Regions from separate parts of the Homo sapiens genome. Here all the other regions are linked to region 3. A link is a loop called in an ENCODE intact Hi-C map of the cell type or tissue named here. Cell type or tissue: endothelial cell of umbilical vein. All regions are shown on one strand.

Evidence for each region. Peaks named below come from ENCODE experiments on the same cell type or tissue, not always from the same donor. Only the 100,000 strongest peaks of a DNase experiment are listed, where the experiment ranks them.
Region 1: it touches region 3 in a loop (4-fold over the local background); 13 of 110 quality-filtered maps call a loop at or near these places.
Region 2: it touches region 3 in a loop (8-fold over the local background); 23 of 110 quality-filtered maps call a loop at or near these places.
Region 4: a loop joins it to region 3, with 7 times the contacts of the local background. A loop is called at or near these places in 27 of 110 quality-filtered maps.

Annotation. Positions count from the first base shown.
Region 1 is chr14:63,274,319-63,279,318 of GRCh38, reverse strand. The region is part of intron 2 of RHOJ (ras homolog family member J); the gene reads right to left. Among named protein-coding and RNA genes, the nearest start is that of GPHB5, 42 kb to the left of the region's middle. In endothelial cell of umbilical vein, a CTCF peak has its summit at 2,354 (motif pointing right); a DNase peak (open chromatin) is centred at 2,398.
Region 2 is chr14:62,160,641-62,165,640 of GRCh38, reverse strand. No RefSeq gene overlaps it. Among named protein-coding and RNA genes, the nearest start is that of LINC00644, 23 kb to the right of the region's middle. In endothelial cell of umbilical vein, a CTCF peak has its summit at 2,470; a DNase peak (open chromatin) is centred at 2,420; H3K27me3 peaks cover 40 bases.
Region 3 is chr14:63,037,548-63,042,547 of GRCh38, reverse strand. All of the region lies in intron 1 of KCNH5 (potassium voltage-gated channel subfamily H member 5), which reads left to right. Among named protein-coding and RNA genes, the nearest start is that of KCNH5, 5.4 kb to the left of the region's middle. In endothelial cell of umbilical vein, no CTCF peak of the experiment used is centred here; a DNase peak (open chromatin) is centred at 2,517; H3K27me3 peaks cover 448 bases.
Region 4 is chr14:62,176,919-62,181,918 of GRCh38, reverse strand. No RefSeq gene overlaps it. Among named protein-coding and RNA genes, the nearest start is that of LINC00644, 39 kb to the right of the region's middle. In endothelial cell of umbilical vein, a CTCF peak has its summit at 2,349 (motif pointing left); a DNase peak (open chromatin) is centred at 2,338; H3K27me3 peaks cover 412 bases.

The sequences.
Region 1 (5,000 bases), 240 kb before region 3:
ATGATGTGTGTGCACTATATATGTGTGTATACTATATGTGCAACTAAACTTATATGTTCACACCTATGATATACATGTATTCATAGAGATGGGTTAATAAATAATTAACTCATTTATTAGGGGCATGACTACTCTTCATGAAACATTTCAGAAACTTACAAAACATGTATGTGCTCATTGCAAAAATGCAAACATTGAAGAAGTACACAGAGTTGAAGTGAAAGCTTGTTTTCATCCCTGATATGATGTCTAATAGTATTTCCTCTCCCCAGAGGGAGCTACTGCTTAAACATTGTCCTTCCAAACATTTTATTTTACTTTATTTTATTATTTGAGATGGAGTCTCAATCTATTGCCCAGGCTGGAGTGCAATGGCGTGATCATGGCTCACTGCAGCTTCAGACTGCCGGGCTCAAGCGATACTCCCACTTCAGCCTCCCAAGTAGCTTGGACTACAGGCACATGCCACCACACCCAGCCAATTTTTATTTTTTTTGTAGAGATGGGGGTCTCACTGTGTTGCCCAGGCTGGTCTTGAACTCCTGGGCTCAAGCAATCCTCCTGCCTCAGCCCCCGCCAAAGTGCTAGGATGATAGGCGTGAGTCACCATACCTGGCCCATTTTATATTTATGTATGTATACCACATACACATGTTTAGTTTAAAAACAAATTGATTAAATTGTTCATATTGTTGTGCCACTTGTGTTTTTTAAAACAATATATCATGGATATATTTTTAATATCAACCTTTCTATTGACTCTAATAATATATTTATTAGATAACGGGTTGATGGGTGCAGCAAACCACCATGGCACGTGTATACCTATGTAACAAACCTGCACGTTCTGCACATGTATCCCAGAACTTAAAGTATAATAAAAAAAATTTTAAAAAAGACCAGAAAAGGAAGTACACACATGTGCACACTACATACACATGAGACTGAAAGGAAGTACCTTAGAATGTTAAGTATGGTCCACTCCTGTTGGTGGGCATGCATTGATCTATTGTTTAGCTACTCAGAGTATGCAGAACACGGGACTCAGTATATGTGGCCACTACTGCTACTACTATTAAAACTTAAGCACAGGTTTTAGGTACCTAATGCAAAATGCAAAGCAAGAGGGCAATGATGCTGAAAAGTAAAATCCTAAAAAATAAACCCAAAACAAAAAAAACCCCCACTATTGTGGCTAATTTACCACATTTCTAGTCAATAATTGGGAGTTGGGTGCACAGCTGAATAATCACTGGTCATACTGGGAAGTTGTGCCAGGTCTACTGGGTTGCATCTCAGCCAAGTTGTGCCTATGTCTGTGTGTGTGTGTGTGTGTGTGTGTGTGTGTGTGTTTGTGTAGCTGGTGAGGCAGTGGAGAAAGGGATAGCTAAATTCTTGGCACTACCCTCTCCTCTTTACACAACTAGCTCTGAAAAACAAACCTCCTCTTCCATGGTCTCCCCACTTCTCTCTTTTCTCTCTGGAGTGTTCCCTTAAAGAGCAGCTGTAAGGCCCGTGAGCCAAGAAGTCTCCTTCCCAGGCTATAATCTACAGCTGTTCACCACACCACCTGCCCTCTGCCACTGCATGCTCCCATCTGGATTGTCATAAATGGAGTAGGGACCATGTTGATTTTTTTCTCATCCCTACAGGTACTCTTTCCGCAGTAAATATTCAATAAATGCTATTGACAGACTGGAAGAAATGACCTCTACAGTGACCTGCAAATGAACACGTGGCACTTCTGTGGGCCATTTATTGCAGTGACTTTTATTAGAATCACCTGGGGAGCTTTTAAACCATCCTGAAGCTCTGCTAATCAACTCCTTGCTCCACCCCCTTTTCTACTCTGGAACCAGCTAAATTAGAATCTCTGGAGAGTGGGCCTGCGTATCTGGGAGTTCTGACTTAATTGGTTTGGGGTGGACCTGGAGTTGAGAACACGGCTGTACTTCACTATCATCTCCAACATTAATGGAGGATGCACCCAAGGGGTTATTGCTAAAGGTCAGCCATTGTTTCAAACTCTTATGTATGTTCTCATTGCATCCTCCTGATGGAACTGGAAGGATGGTACCATCAACATTCACATTTCATAGAAGAGGAAGTTAAGGTTTAGAGAAGTTCCATGATGGGCCAATGTTACAGAGTTCATAAATACCAGGATGGGGTATTTAGCCTAAATCCAGCTCTGGCTCTCAATTGTGACCACACTGTTTTCTGCAGCTCAGAATTTAAAGTGACAGATTAAGCATTTTCTTAACTCACTTATCTAGGAATCTTGACTCATATGTTACCCAGCAATCAAAATGTTTGACCACAGGATGGATCATCTATTTGATGGCCTGCATCTGCTTCAGATTACCACTGGATGGCAGCAACACTGTATATTTAAAACTTCAAAGCCAAAAACCAAAGCAAAACATCATCAGGAGAAATGTCACAACTAGATTGGGTAGGAACAAATAACTGTTGTTAATAGTCGGAAAGGAGTATGCTTGTCTGATTTTTTAACCCAGTGGCTATCAAAGGATTTCTATTTACATTATGGAAAAGTTGGAAGACCATGGGTTGCTGGGTTGACTGTAGGTGGGGCAGGTGAGAGAAGTCTGTTTCTGATCATTTACCCTCCTGGCCCTCCAGCTGAGTCGTTTTTGATAGTGTCAGTCACTGGGCTCACCGTGCTCTGTATTCTGGATCTCTCTTCTGTGGAAACCTTAGTCCTGCTGTATCATTCCATTTAAAAAGATTTCGTGCCTACTGAATGCGTAGCACTGTTGAGGATGCTGTATGAACTATATAAGGTGAATAAGAATTGGCAATTCAGTTGGGGAAAGAAAATGAAAATACATGAAATTATTCGATTTATGTGGAAGTAAGACAGGTTAAGTTTCTCTTACTCTTTGCTGGCTAATCTCAAAATGGAATGATGTAGAATAGTTATCTGACTGAATTGGGAAAATACAATTCCAACACTAGAAAAGGCCTTAAAGATTAGCTAATGCAGTGGTTTCCAAACTACGCTCTTCAGTCCAGCAGCATGGGCATCACCTGGGAGCTTGTTAGAAATACACATTCCCAGGTGCCACGCAGCCCCCGCCCCCCCCCACCGAAGCTGAGGCACTGGGGGAGAGGCTGCACCATCAGTGCTGTAACAAGCCCTCCAGGTGATTCTGATGCAGCTCAAGTTTCAGAACCACAGGTGACTGTTCTTCCCTCTCCCCTGAGCCAGTTTTATGGTTTAAGAAACAAAGGTCTAGACAGATGGAGTAATTTAACCAGGACAACAGAGCAAAAATACTTTTAAAGAAGGCTCACACCTGGGCTATTGGGAGCTAACCCTGGGCTACAGCTATAAAATATGGTAAAGGGGTCAGGATTAATAAAAGAAAGTGTCCCCTTGGGACTGGGGGTTGGGGGGAGTTGAATTTGTGCCAGCTGGTAACTTAATATTTTTTCACAAGGGAGCATGCTTTGGCCCTGGGTTAGATGGTAACAGGTGGAGATGATGTCAAGCGGCTACGAGAAGTGGATAAGTGGTTTAGTTGGTATTTGAGGCCCTTTCTAATGCTGAAATTCAGAATGGAAAACAGGTGCTTATTTGCTTCTTGAAGAGACAGCGTTTTAATCTAAAAGAGAGGCTCAAATGGGGCTTTGGAGGTAAAGTAGACAAAGAGGCTAGGATTGGGGAGTGCAGGGAAGGATTTGGGGCAAAGTAGGCCTTTGAGTGCCTTTAGCCCAACTTCACCCTGAAGGCAAGAACATGTTCAGTTTGAAGGCAGATCTGGTGCTCTGGGGTGACTGTGGGTGATTATGAAACACGAAAAGTTCAGAGAAAGTGTTAGCATCAGATGCGCCAAACACCTGGGCCCTAAATATTATAGGCTGCATCATGACACAGGTAAGTGAAATTATTTTCTAGATAGCACTTCTTAGACACTACATATATTTGCATCACCTGTGGACCTTGTTAAAAATGTAATTTTGTTTTTGTTTGTTTGTTTGTTTTGAGATTGGGTCTCACTTTCTGCTCACACTGTAGTGCACTGATCATAGTTCACTGGAGTCTTGAACTCCTGGGCTCAAGTGATCCTTTCTCCAGCCTCCCAAGTAGCTGGGACTACAGGTATGCACACCACGCCTGGGTAATTAAAAAAATGTTGTAGAGATAGGGTCTCGCTATGTTGCCCAGGCTAAAGTGCAAATTCTTATTCAGTAGCAGGACTGGAATGGAGCCCAAGAATGTGCATTTCTAGCAAATGTCCAGGTGATGCTAGTGCTACTGGGTCCAGGGGCCACACTTTGAGCAGCAAAGAGAGGCGCTGAGCTCCTCCCACCCCGCCATACCCACATTAATTTGGAAATAGAATTCTGCTTCCAAGTCTTGGGTTTAATGACATTTATCTCAGATTTTTTGGTACAAGTCTCATTTTCATATTCACCCATAAATCAGGCTTAATTTGAAAAATGTGGGCACCATGTATAGTGTGCGTGCATAGCATGGTGCTTAAGAACATGGGTGGTGGGTAGAAATTCTCTGGGTTTGTGACTATGGTGTGATCCTGGGTAAGTTCTCCATGCCTCCCTTTCCTTATCCATAAAATGAGGCTAATAGTGCTGGCCTTATGAGTTGTTATGAGAATAAAATACGTTAATATTTGCAGCCACTTAGACCATTGTCTTGAACATAGTAAGTACTTTAATGATCCAGTAAAAGAGTCCGTCCTCCAGCCCATATCAACAACAGCTGCTGGTCCTGGAAGCATTTCCCTACCCTTATTGGATGCCAGGGCTGATTCAGAAATTAACTTTTTCTGAACTGAGTAGTAATAAGACCCAAATGTTTGCAAACTCCAACTGCAACTCTCAGTGTTCCTACAGCTCTCTTTTTCATAATTTGGGGAGAAGTAAGATTGTGTCCTGAGGTTGCTTTTACTAAGCAGCTGTCATGTGGGCAAACTTCTCCCTAATCTCCCAAATTGCCTACTCCTGAAAATCCC
Region 2 (5,000 bases), 880 kb after region 3:
CTGTAGACAGCAGGCTTGGAATGGTGTAGCTGTACGCAGAGGAGGGCTGTGCTCCAGGCAAAGGACACCATCTCCTGTCACTCTCCATTTTTGTGATTGAGTTTGGTCACCAACTTGTCTAAGTTGAGCCTCATAATTGTGATTTGTGCACTTTTCTATACATTTGCTTAGAAAGCATACATTCTTTATAAAAAATGTCCAACTTCACATTTTCTGTCAAATTACCACCCACCTTTCATTTCCTGTTCTAAGACAGGTTTATCAAAGAGAAATGTAGCACCCCATTTCTCCATCTTCCTCTCCTTCCTTAACGCACACTCAACAGGCTGCTCGCCCCACGGTTCCCCCATAATTGCTGAAGCTATGACCACCAACTGTTAAGCCAGTGGACCCATGTCAGTCTTCATTTTATTTGACCTCACAGCAGCCCTCCACACAGTTGACCTCTCTCTCGTTAGGTTTCTGTGACTCTATACTTCCTCAGCTTTCCTCCTACACCTCTCATCATTGCTTGGGATTCTTTGATTATGCATCCTCCTCTACACAGCTTCTAAATGTTGGAGATATATGCTAGTAGTTCTCAAACTTTAGCATGAATCAGAATCATCTGGGGAACTTGTTAACACTCAGATTGCTGGGCTGTGCTCCCACTTCTGATTCCAGTGAATCAGAAACGTGCATTTCTAATAAGTTCCCAGGTGACACTGCTGCTCTAGGGATCACACTTTAAGGACAACTTTCCCACCTGACTTTCTTCCAGACCCCAAATCTATATATTTGACAATACTACTTGGATATTTCTCAGGCTTTTCCATGCTACTTGTCCAAAACTGACATCATGAAATTGTACCCATATCTGCTTCTCTTCCAGTTGCCCATGGTCTTAATAAACTCAATTACTTACTGAGGCCACAGACTTGGGTGCCATCCTTGATTATTCCCTCTCCTTCACTCTTCATATAACTAGTTACTACCTCATGGCTCCTCTACCTCCTACTTATGTCTCAAATCCATCCCTTTTATCTCCACCAGCACTAAAACCTTATGCCTGGAAGGTGGCATAGCTTCCCAACTAGTCTCCCAGCATCTGTACACTGAACTGTTCTCCACATATCTGCCAGAGTGAGCTTATCTAACTCAAATTGGATCCCATCACGTTCTTATTTTAAACCTCTGCATAGTTTCCCAAATGCTCTTAGATAAATGCAAAGTCCACAGTACAGCCTATAGGCTGTGGGAGATTATCTCTAGCCTCATCTCATGCCTCTCTCCATTAGGCACTGACTGTCCTGGGCCCACCCTGTTTCTCACATGTACTCAATTCCTCCCTCCTGGGGCCCTGTGTGCATGGCTTTCCTTCCTGCCCGACTCTCTTGCCCTTCTGCCGTCACCTCATTAACTTCTGGTCATTCTTGGCTTCCCAACCTGCGTTGTTTTAAATTCTGTAGGTATTTAAATTCCACAAGGATTTAAAACACCTGTACTTGTTCTTCATGATTCTTGTCAAAAATATTTTTGGTAATTAAATGGCATTTCATTTGGTTCTGAACTATGAAAAAGCAGCAGCCCTGTCTGTCTTGCTTGTAGTATACCCCAACTATAGTTAGCACTCAATAAATAATTTTGAAAAAAGAATGAATGAATGTGTTTGAGAGCACAAAGGAAAAACCTACTGTCTCTGGACTTAGAGGTGCTCTGCAGAAGATGAGACATGTGAGTTGAATTGAGTCTTAAAAGATGCACAGTAGTTTGCCAGGTGAACAAAGTCTCTGTAGAATTTTCTCATAGTGATCAGCCCAAAAGAGTGACAAGATTCCTACCTATGTCTCTCAAAAGTGTTTCTTCAGTGCTATAAGGAGGCTTTGGGCTGCCTGAAGGGTGGCCACTCATCCAGAAGCTTTTGTGTTCAGATTCAAATCCTGTTCCGTTTATGCAGGAGAGAGACTGGGTACAGGAAGAGAGGTGAGTGAGAGGTTTGCAGGACACACCACCAGACCTGTCCTCAGAACAGTGAATATTCCCATGCCCACAAATCAGAAAGAACCCAGGGATAGAAAATCCACTGGAGAGTCATGGGATGAGGAGGGAAAGTGAGGGTATCCCCCTGCCAGGTTGACCTGAGAAATTGAGAGTAAGTGTGCAAGGGTAAGGGACAAGACAAGAACTTCATCTATGGGGGTTTATTTTCATCTTTTCAAGCTTCAAGATCTGCAACATCCTGCACCCTTGTAAATAGTTACCACTTTCCTAAGATTAATGTCACAAAGGGCGAACGCCAGGGTAGGACTCGTTGATTCTTGGCCTTGAATAAATAATGCCTTTTAGACGAAAGTTATGTGACTACTGTATCCCCATTGTTGTCTCTCTTCTAAGTTTTAGTAGATCCACAGGTAATTGGGAAAACGATTGTTATGCATCTGTTCCACGGCAGAGCAGGCTTTTAAACTAATGAAACATCGCCATCTAGAGTAGAATGGCTTGTGCTGCAGCAAGTCACCCAGAAAGAGAACCTGACCACAGAATCCTAGAATCACACAATTGCACGTTGGAAAGTGGTTCTCTGGAGTAATGTGGAAAACTTTACCATTTTGGGTCCCTTTTGAGCTGGCAATGCCCCCTTTCAGGAATGTATTCAATGAAATTTATTCCCAAACTGGAATCAACAAACCACTAGAAAGCATGAGACATTACAGACCTGTAAATTCTAAAGTTTGTGAAATGATGGATGTATTCAAAATTAATTAATGGATGCACAAACAGATTTATACATTTCTTATCAGAGAGATATTTGTAACGGCAAAAATCTGAACTAATAATCATGTTCAACAATGGAGAACTTGTTGAATGGATTGTGTAACATTTTATAATCACCAAAAATAGTATTGTAGAAGAATATTTAATGACTTAGAAAGTTGTCACCACAAATATATAAAGTGATTGTGTGTGTGTGCATGTGTGAGTGTGTGTGTGTAAAAGCCAGGTTTTACAAAAAAAAAAAAAAAAAAAAAGGCCAGTATGTCCACTATCATTTTGCTTTAGGAAGGGAAAGAGAAAAAGAAGAGAAAGAGGAGGGGAAATATATATATCAAAATACAGATAGTGATTGAGTGGTGGATTAAAAGTCATTTCTAGGCCGGGCGCGGTGGCTCACGCCTGTACTTCTGCCACTTTGGGAGGCTGAGGCGGGCTGATCACCTGAGGTTGGGAGTTCAAGACCAGCCTGACCAACATGGAGAAACCCTATCTCTACTAAAAATACAAAATTAGCCGGGTGTGGTGGTGCATGCCTGTAATCCCAGCTACTCGGGAGGCTGAGGCAGGAGAATCACTTGAACCCAGGAGGCGGAGGTTGCAGTGAGCTGAGATCGCGCCCTTGTACTCCAGCCTGGGCAACAAGAGCGAAACTCCATCTCAAAAAAAAAAAAAGTCATTTCTATATTCTTCTTTTTTCTACCCTATATTTTTTAGGTTTTCCACCATAAACATCATGTTATTATTGAATTGTGTTTTTCTAACAGAAATAAACACAGTAATATAACAAAGAGTTTATAAAGACAAACCACTCCACTGCAGCTCTAAGCACTCACCTGCACCCAAAATAATACCACAGTGGGGAGAATTCAATCTCAGTCATCAGTGGGGGCACACACACATGTGCACACATGCACACACACACGCACACACATGCACACATACACATACATACACACACATACTCACACAGCTGTGGCAAAGCAGTCCCAGGACCTTAGGTAGTGGCAACAGGCAGGGAGGCCTCCTCTGGTTTAGGAAAGAAGAGCCCTGTTTCAGCTTGGTTTACCCTCTTCAGATCTAGCTGTTTCAGGGAATGGAAATATTTTATATAGCCAAAGCTCCCAAAAGCTGCTGTCCTGCCTCCCACAACCGTCTAAGCACTGTATACCTGCCTGCTCTTTTCTGGGCTGCATAGACCTCTACTCCCCTTCCAAGTCCAAAGGAAATCTTTCCTCCCCAATTTTTTGAAAACTTGTCCACCATTGTATTCCACTGAATACCTGGAATGGAGATTTTCATTCTCTCTTATATTCACGTCAGACATATTGATCAGTCAGCATACAAATGAAAGTTTAGTGCTCGGCAATTCCTGGGACATGAACTTAACGTGTAGGTAGGACAGCCGTTCTAACTGGGAGGGAACTGGTTAACGAAAGTAAGCCCTTTCCAGCACTACAGCAACATCCTCAGTGCCAGCAGGGAAAACATCAAAGAGGTCAATAAGACAACCCAGGTGGATAAAGGAATTGACTGGATCACATCAGGCCTCAAACACTAGAGGAGAGGGGGAAGAAAAAAAAATTTTGTTCCCCTTTATTTTGTTCCAAATTTTGCCCAAATTTTTGTTCCCCTTTATTCTTATCATTGGTGCTTTCTGTCCTTCTTGATGGTGTCATTTTAATGTTTAACACCACACTTAGTCACATTCCATATTCCCTTTTGTATTATAAAGGTTGCCAGTCTTCTTTTTACCGGCCATGGAATTGTTCAATTTCCCATTCTTGCAATATAGCCTGTCGGGGATCTTAACATTTGCTTTGTCTATGGATGTTGCATGTTGGGAAAGCCACTCTCAGCTCTGAGCAGTAATTTCAGCATCTAGAGTCCTGAAGGAAGCCATCAAGTATTAATTGACCATGATTAGATGTTGTATACTACTAGAGCTGAGAAGAAGATAGAAGTCACTGACGATGAGCTTCCTGAGTACAAACACTGCTAAGGGAGTGAAGGCTGCAATTATAAACTGCAACACAGATCAAGTTACCATGAAGTTACCAACTTTTTACATGGCAACAGGAGGGAGGCCTTTTTACAAATTTTTAAAATTTTAATAATTTGTAAAGACTATTTTTAAGTATCACAGCATCTACCACTGCCACAATTTCATAGTTACCAAAAATACCAGGATATTAAATTGAGACATGCTAATCAGCTGCTCCTATTCATTTATTCAACAAATACGTATT
Region 3 (5,000 bases):
CCAGCACTCCCAATCTATTTAACAATTGAAGAAACAGAGGCTGGCCTTGTCTTTTTACCTGAACCCCAAGAAAAGCTCTTTCTGATACAATACCATTTTCTTCTTATGAAAAGGTCAGATCTTACAGTGAGAGTCAGCCAAACATAGACATAGATATAGAGAGATACCCAGATAATACACAGTCACATAGGTAAACACTCAGCTGGTCAGGCATCCACCCAGAAAACTGAAAAGAGGAATATCCTACTTCTTCTTTTTTAGGATTTGTCTGTAAAGTGTGTCCACCACCCTACAGACAGAGAGGAAGCAATCTAACTCTTTTTCTCTGTCTTGCACACAAGGAGCAAAACAGAGATGTAGGAAACAAAACAAAACAAAACACACAGAGCAGAGAGAAAGGGGTGGGGTGGGAGAGAGAGAGAGAGAGATTATGGGACATGCAAGGGAAATGGACACAAAGAGAAAATGTCAGACATTTATTTGTCCATGGGTATCACCAATGAACTGAAATCTCAGCCAGTTACAAATTTACCAGAACATTTTTTTGATGATGTGAAACAAAAAAGCAAGAAGTGTGGCATATTTGAATATCAATTTTATACCTGAGGATTTCTTAATAAAGTTCCAAACTCCTCAGATGCAGTTTCCCAGAATACCAGCACTGTATTCTGTACTCCAGAGTGGCAACTATAACCTATGCTATTATTTCACACCTCTTGAGACTGGATTTTTATTTTCCTTATTTAGTTGACTCAGTCTGTTATAAGCGAGCATTGCAAGTTGTTACTGGTGATTCAAAGTCTATAAAATAAAATAATGAGGGCCATTGAGTAGGATGGATACACACACCCTTTATAGCCAAATCTCAAAAGAAGCAAGGAATTCTTTTTAGTTTAAAGATAAAAGATAAGATCATTTCTAGACAAAAGGAATTATAATAATTCTTAGCATGTGATTCTAGTAAATATAGAGAACATTATTACTCTAAGAAGTTGTAAAGTTTAAAGTATAAATGCTATAGGACGGCTTAGACAAACTTTTGGCTAGTACGATCAAAATAAGCCATTAGTAAGGGAAGGTTTAGAGGACTATGTGGTGAGTTCATTACAGCTGAGCAATGTCTCCCAGAAGGCCCCTGCCTCAAGGGCTTACAGACTAGATTTGTGTCTAGAACATTATTAGGATACCTTCCTTTATTTAAATTTCAATTATTTATGCAAACTATTAATCTAAATTGGGCTCTAGGGAGCAATAAACTTGTGGGTAGAGGTTAAGTATCTGGAAGAAAGTAACTGTTTTTAGGACTTTTAGGTTAAAATTTAGATTCAAAAGACAAAAAATATTTCAAAGACCTTCAACCTGATTTTGTCTTTGGGCAGCACATTTTACTCATATGTTGTCTTCAATTCCTTAGCAAATAGGCAGACATGATTAGTTTGAGTGACAGTAAGCTAGGTTGCTATTTTGAAAATTTTAACTACAAATTAATACCTTTTAACTAGAAATTATTATTATTTAATATTTTAAGCTTTATGACAAATTGGAAGTTTATTTTAGTTTTGTGGAAAACTAGAAGTGTTTTTCTTTTTGGGGAAAAAAGGGGTTCAGGAAAGAAGAAAACAGAGAAGGTAGTATTTTATGAACCACTTACCTTTCAAGAGAAGAAACTCAGTATCCTCAATTTTTCATTCTGCTTGAGATAGCTGGTTGCACAAGCACTTTTTTTACTCAGCTATCTCTTACTTGTAGAAAAGTCCAAAATTATTTTCATGCTGAATTGACATTTGTACAAACTGAGGTCTTAAAAGAAACCTATAAGAGAGGAAGCAGAACTAGTGATCTGTAAACAAAACAAAAAAGGAATAATAACTTTTACAATTAGCCAATTTAAAAGAAATAATGGAAAACAAATGGACATTATTTTGGTTGTTGTTGTTATAAAGTTATTGACATTTTTTCTTGAAAGGTTTTCTTTAATATCTAAGACACTATTCAGGAAATACTGATAAAACCACACAGTGTTTTTGAAGCACTGGTTTACTCAGGTCTTATAATGTACCACTTTAACATTTAAAATATCAAAGAGGTTGAAATTATACTGACCACTTCCTAAATTATATTTATACATAAGCCACAAGATTGTCCCTTGCATTAGATTCCCACACTGTGTTATATAATGAATGCAGCACATTGCTGATAGAGGGATGCTTATTCTAAGATACTGTTATCTTCACTAGAAATTGCCCTCTTTGTTTATCTTTTGCTTGATTCCAGAAGTAGGATGTGTAAGACATCCATCTACCTAGGCACCTTGTAACTGACTTACTAAAAGGATCATATAAACATTATTTTTAATAGAAGGGCGTAGTTATGATTATTTTAATTGATAGCGACTGAGTAGATTTCCTAAAGAAGCCCTTTAGTTTAGTCAGTGTTTATCTTTTTCTTTCCTTGTGAGTCACAGCCGAGTTTCTTAGCTTGGAGGAACAATGCTTCTGCATTCTCCAGAGTGTAGCCTAGGAAAAGGTTGTGCTGTTCACCAAAGTACTGTAGTTAGTATTTACCACAAGAGGTCACTCTGGGTTCTGTCACAGGTGAACCAAGTAGTTAATATTTTTCTCTTTTTCTGTTCTCCCACCTCCCCCTTCCCCCACCTTGCTTGCCACCCCCCAAATTTGACTGGGAGGGAGTCAATGTAGTTAGTTGGTGCTCTTGGAAGAAAATATCTAAAATGTAAGACATGCAGGAAAGTTAAATGAAAAAAGGTATGTATTATATTAATTATTAGAATTTATTTTAGTTGACAGTGATCAACATTTTATAACTACACGAAAGTGATACTGATAAAAATTGTTTCTGTAAAGAGATGGATTTAAATACATTTTAGACTAATAGAGCATTTTCTTTAGCAGATAAAATTTTATGGTAATACGCAATTTCAGCATTTCATATACATACAGTATATGAAATATAAAGTCTTGCAGAAAAATGACCTGTACATAATGCTTCATATTGAGCCACTTCAACAGATTTTTTCTCTATGAGACATCTTTATATAATTTATATTGAATTGGTGAAGTAGAATCAGTTCATAACAGTGCTTTAATTTTATCAAAAGATAGTTTACAGATTTATAGTTACTTCCTCAGGATGTTATGTAATCCTAGTATTTTATTTTTACCCAAATTTTAAAAATTAAATACAGAGCTAAATTGTTTAAAATTATTAAATAATATTTTCAAAGTTTTTTAAATTATTAAACTCCAAAAGACAGGATTGGGAGTAGACTGTTTTAAGAGGTTTTGTTTCCTCTTAGTCAGTAAATCTGAATTTTGGTTTAAGGCAATTCTTTTTTCTTTTTGGTGGGTTAGAAACCATATAGCAAGAGATACTTTGAAATGTTCCACACAATTTTGGTTTTAATGGGAAAAATTGAAACATGTCTTAAAGTACTTTTATAAATACAAGAGACGTGTTGTGAATCAGATAAACATGGATAACAAATCACAATCCAAAACCAGTGGCAATTATTGTTGTGGAAATTGAGGTCAAAGAAAGTAGTGTTCTAGAAAGTATTCTAGAAAATGGACATTTATGAAACAAATTCCTTTACCAATAGCAAAGCAGAATGTAAAAAAATCCTCAGCATTTTCCACTAAATAGTCTAGCTTTATAATACATGACATGAGTCCTTTTCATCATTTAAAGATAATTAAAAAGAATCATTTAAATATTCCTATTTTATATAATATAGAAACTAATATATTAGAAAGGCTGAGTCTTGAAATATATTTGATCAAATGGAGGCAGTAATAACTATTGTCACATAGATCAGTGTGTATTTTAGACATCATTTTAGTGTTTGGTTATATGTGGATACTATTACCTAGTAAAGAGACATATTTATATACATTCTAGATAGTAGTTTTGTGATATATTAGGTTGACAAAAGAAAAAAGAGGAAAATTAATGAGCACAGTAATTTAGAAAGAAAGTGTGGTTAGAAAGCTATTGGAAATTTTATTGAAAATAGATTTCCCTCTCTCTTTGGGTCTGGTCCCATTACAGAAATATAACTATTAAGTACAAAGTCATATGGATCTCAAAAGATACGCAATTTGAGATCTGAGCTTATGTGCATAATCATAACAGCTTGTAGATATAAGGACATATAATTGGGAAGTCATGAAAATTTTGGTATATGAACTAAGCTCCCTGAGGATATGGGTCATATCTTAAAAAGACTTTTATGTCCTCCACTGTGCAGAGCACATAGCAGTAAGTATTCGTTGAATAAATGCTTTTTTGATTTTTGTCTCCTAAAGTAACCAAGACCATAATTAATTCTTTCCCCAAGCCAATGCTGATTAAATCTATTAAGTGAGCTTGAATAAGTAATTACATAGTTTAAACTATTTAGTTAATCAATGCATATATCTGAAAACAGAAACCACACTGCATAGGGCAAATCAGATGGTACTTCTGAGAGGATGAGAAAGGAATATGAAATGGATCCCATGTTCACTTCCTATTCCAAATTGAGGTGCGGCTGAAATATTTTCTACCATTTTTGTTTCAGTTGTCAAGAGCTTGAAAGCTGGACTATTTAATACCAGAAAGAACTGCTTAAAAATTTGTAGATTCTAACTAAATTATTTTAACAACTTTGCAGTTAGCAGTTATTGATGGTGAGTTTTATCCCTGGGAATCAATCCTTACCTGCTTAAGTACCTTCTGAGTGAGTTTTGCCTTGGGGAGCAGCTTACAGCCCTGTGCAGTATGCAGCAGAAGAGGAAAATGAGTTTTAGATTTTTAGAGACTGCAGGGCCAGCCTCAGGTTGCCATATCTAACTAAAAATCGAACAACTCACTTGGATTGAGGGGAAAAGTTAACCTTTGTCCTGATCTTTTCTGTAAGCCCTTTTTGGTCTGCTGGCATTTATTTTTATTTTTTAAATTTGGGGGAAAATTAAAGCACAATGATTTTATTTTTATACATT
Region 4 (5,000 bases), 860 kb after region 3:
AGGTCCCTCTTGCAGAGCCCTAAAGGACTCTCACCAACACCACAGCAGGAGAACCAATACCCTGGGCAAATGACTTCCTGCCTGCAGAAAGTCTCTTAGAAGAGAAGGTTCTAATTCTAGTTAAAAGCTCTCCCACCTCGATCTGCTCGGAGCCCGGATTTAGGCTCTGATTCACCATCTCTGCATTCCAATAGCATGCAAATAGCACCAAGAGCTGGAGTCCATTAAAAAAAAAAATTTTAACAGATTTCTTAAGTGGTCATAAATCTTGTTTCTGATGTGTTTTGTTTCTTCCAACAAGTACCTTGCCATTAATGAAAGAATTATTTTAAGGCAATTTAAGATCCTAAAATTTAATCAAATTTCCATATGACTTATTTTAGCAAATTGTTATAAAACAGGCAGTAATTAGCAGGAGGTGACCACCATGGTAAAGGATCCCTGGAAGATGATACTGTTCTTTTCACACCTGGGCAATTTGATTGACCTTCAGCGTAGGTGACCCCTTCATCTTTTTGTCCCCTTGTAGTAGTCATGATGGCATGGTTGAATACCCCATATTTGTGAAAGTGTCCTTCTTTGTGCTCACAGAACATATGGCTGAGGTCAGAGAGATGACTTGAAACAACCTTGAAACACAACTAACTAGGCCATTGTGGAATCAAGCCTATGACCCCAGCCTTTCAAACCTCAGCCTCTAATAGACTCAACCAGCCAGCCAATGTAGGGGATAGAGCACTGCATTACACTGTGTAAAGGCAAATCTTGGGAAATCTAAGGCTGTTAGTGTCAAAGGCACAGAAGCAAGCATCAGGCCCTATACTTCTCACCTGCATAAAGGAGTAAAGCCTGCAGAAGTTAAGCAACCTGTAAAAGGTGATATAATTAGTTAATGCCAGAGCCAAGGCCAATGTCCAAGTTTTAATTCCTAGGTTTAGAACTATTTCTCTTTAACATTAATTATGAAAATAACTGTAATGTGTCTTCATCAAAAACTAAAATAAGTAAGTATAAAGACCCTTAATTTTACATATGCAGAAAAATAACCACAGATTATTTCAGTTTTCCTATGAAATCATCTATAACAATTTATTCATGATTTACCATGTGTAGAGTATGTACTGTGAGTGTGGGCGTTACTAGACCCATTTTAGAAATGAGGACCCTGAGGAATTGAGTGTTTACCCATGTTCATGCAATGAAGAAATGGCAGAGTCTGAAGCCAGCTTACTCTTTTCTACCTTCGAAGTGGACCATATTACCCACTATGCTACACCACCTCTTAGAGCATCACCCACCACGTACAACTGGGTTTTGTTGGGGTCCTGAAGCTAGCTCAAGTTCCTGCCAAAACTAGATCCTCATCCCTATGACCCTGCCCCCGACCACCCCCACCCACACACACACTGCTGCCCACCTTCACTGTCTAATGTCAATTTACCATGGGAATTTTCTGTGTGTTCTAATTAGGTTCAGCAGGGCCCTTGCCTAAAAGCTACCTAGTGGCCAAATGCTGCCCATTAGAAAGCACATTCCTGTAGATGTGAAGTATGATACCTAGGATGTCTTCAGAAGGACAAGAAAGTCTGTGGAGCCTGTTGGAGGACTGGATAAATGTACCACTTCCTTTGCAACTTGGCCACAAAGCCATCCAGCTTCAGAAGACAAGGGAAGAAAAAGAGTTTACCCAAGCCCCAAAGTTCTCCTCCATGAATCCCACTTCCTCCTTCTACCTCTCACCTCTCAAATCTCAGATACTCATCAAGGCAATTGCTTCAGATTCCTTTCAATTCCCTTCTTACACAGCTGAGGACCCAGATGGAAACATGAGCCACTCATGACCATACAACTTAGCCTCCACCCAAGCAAGAACACTTTGAGAGTGTAAGGGGACACTATTGCTAAATGTGTTGGCCTATCAGACATAAGATAGGCTATCCTAGTCCACCTCAATGTATAATCAACCTGTCATACCTCCCAGTCGCCTTCTCTGCAAAACAGTTTTTAATGGACTGCTGAGGCAAAGGGCACAACTGCAGCAGCAGCGCTTTCCCAGGAAGGGCATCTCCCCAGGTGGCTGCCGTTACTGGCACACAGAGTCTGCAAGGGCAACAGCTGGCAAGGCAGGTTGGCTCACTTTAATTCAAATTGAACTCCTTCTACTGAAATCTAGTTTATTCTGAAAGAGGTGCTGAGGATATTGTTCGTGGAGCTGCATTTCTCAGCAAACTAGATCCAAAAGGCACCAAGTGGAAAAAGCAGGACACCTGTGAGCCATAACACAATTTGGCTGAGACACTTATTGCTACCAAGAGAAGAGCAAATGCAAAGGTTTGCTGCCACCTGCTGTTGCATATTCATCCTTGCTAACAAGATGACAGCAGCTGGGCTTGAGGCATTTGGTGCTTTGGGACATCTCCAGGAACCCAGACTCCAACTTACTCATACCAGAGCTGAACCACGGGGCCATCAAGCATGTATTTCACAAGCATTTATTGTGAACCTTCTGCACCCTAATCTAGGGAAGGAGATAAAAAGATGATTGAGATGAGACTCCTGCCCGTGCTGAATTTAAATCTATGTCATGAGAGGACAGAGAGCAGGGCAATGAGAAGTTGAGGGCAGAGATATTGTCTAAAATATCTTTGCATCTTCCAAAAAAAGAGTTTACCTTGTGATGTGTCAAAATGATTATTAGCTACCCAAGGAAGATGCACGTTCTAGTAATTTTTCTTTCATTTTCATTAGAAATCGATGAATGTGGTACACAGGAGCTGGTCCTAGAGAAATCTATGAAGTAGGGGTTATCTTCACCCTTTCCTCATGATCCCTAGCCTTTTGTCTTTGTTTCTGTCATATCCAGGGACCCAGTGGTATCAGATTAGGACAGGGACATTGATTTTTTTCTCATTATAGTCCTTTAACTTTTAAATTCAGGGGTACATATGCAGGATGTGCAGGTTTGTCAACATAGGCAACCATGTGTCATGGGGGTTTGTTGTACAGATTATTTCATCACCCAGGTATTAAGCATACTCTCCATTATTTTTTCTGATCCTCTCCCTCCTCTCACCCTTCATGCTCTGACAGGCCCCAGTGTGTGTTCGTCCCCTCTTTGTGTCCATGTGTTCTCATCATTTAGCTCCCACTTATAAGTGAGAACATGCAGTATTTGGTTTCCTGTTCCTGTGTTAGATTGCTAAGGATAATGGCTGATACGGTTTGGCTGTGTCCTCACCCAAGTCTCATCTTATAGTTCCCATAATCCCCATGTGTCATGGGAGGGACTCGGTGGGAGGTAACTGAATCATGTGGGTGGTTCCCCCATGCTATTCTCATGATAGTAAATTCTCACAAGATCTGATGGTTTTATAAAGGGCTTCCTTCTTTGCTTAGCTCTCATTCTCCTTCCTACTGCAATGTGAAGAACATGTTTGCTTCCCCTTCTGCTATGATCGTAAGTTTCCTCCCCACATGGGAGGTCTCCCTAGCCATGTGGAACTGTAAGTCAATTAAACCTCTTCCTTTATAAATTACCCAGTCTTGGGCAGTTCTTTATAGCAGCAAGAGAATGGACTAATACGATGGCCTCCAGCTCCATCTATGTTCCTGGAAAGAACATGATCTCATTTTATGGCTGCAGAGTATTCCATGGTGTATATGTCCCATGTTTTCTTTATCCAGTCTATCATTGATGGGCATTTAGGTTAATTCCATGTCTTTCCTATTGTGAATCATGCTGCAATAAACATACACATACATGTGTCTTTATAATCGAATGATTTATATTCCTTTGGGTATATATCCAGTAATGGGATTTCTGGGTCAAATGGTATTTCTATCTTTAGGTCTTTGAGGAATTGCCACCCTGTCTTCCACAATGGTTGAACCAATTTACACTCCCTCCAAAAGTGTAAAAGTATTTTTCTCCACAACCTCACCAGCATTTGTTATTTTTTTGGCTTTTTAGTAGTCATCCTGACTGTTGTAAAATTATATTTCATTGTAGTTTTGATTTGCATTTCTCTAATGATCAGTGATGTTGAGTTTTTTTTTTCAGGTGATTGTTGGCTGCATGTATGTCTTGAGAAATGTCTGTTCTTCAAAGTGTCCTTTGCCCACTTATTAATGGGGTTGTTTTTTCCTGTAAATTTAAGTTCCTTATAGATGCTGGATATTAGACCTTTATCAGGTGTATAGTTTGCAAAATTTTTCTCCCATTCTGTAGGTTGTTTACTCTGTTGATAGTTTCTTTTGCTGTGCAGCAGCTCTTTAGTTTAATTAGATTCCATTTGTCAACTTTTGCTTTTGTAGCATTTGCTCTTGGCATCTTTTGTCATAAAATCTTTATTTGTGCCTATGCCCTGAAGGGTATTGTCTAGGTCGCCTTCCAGGGTTTTCATAGTTTTAAGTCTTTAACCCATCTTAAGTTAACTTTTGTATATGATATAAGGAAGGGGTCCAGCTTCAACTTTTTGCATATGGCCAGCCAGTTCTCCCAGCACTATTTATTGAATAGGGAATCCTTTCCCCATTACTTTTTTCTGTCAGGTTTGTTGAAGATCAGATGGTTGTAGGTGTGTGGCCTTATTTCTGGGTTCTCTATTCTGTTTCATTGGTCAATGTGTCTGTTTTTGTACCAGTACCATGCTGTTTTGGTTACTGTAGCCCTGCAGTATAGTTTGAAGTTGGGTAGCATGATGCCTCCAGCTTTGTTCTTTTTGCTTAGGATTGCATTGACTATATGGGCTCCTTTTTGGTACCATATAAATTTTAAAATAGTTTTCTCTAGTTCTGTGAAGAATGTCAATGGTAGTTTAATGGGAATAGCATTGAATCTGTAAATTGCTTTGGGCAGTAAGGCCATTTTAATGATATTGAGATTTCTTATTCAAGAGCATGGAATGTTTTTTCATTTGTTTGTGTCATTTCTTCTAAATACATTAAATCCTTTCTAAGGACTTGAAAGAGGAGGAAGAGCATGTAAAAGGAGCAGTGCA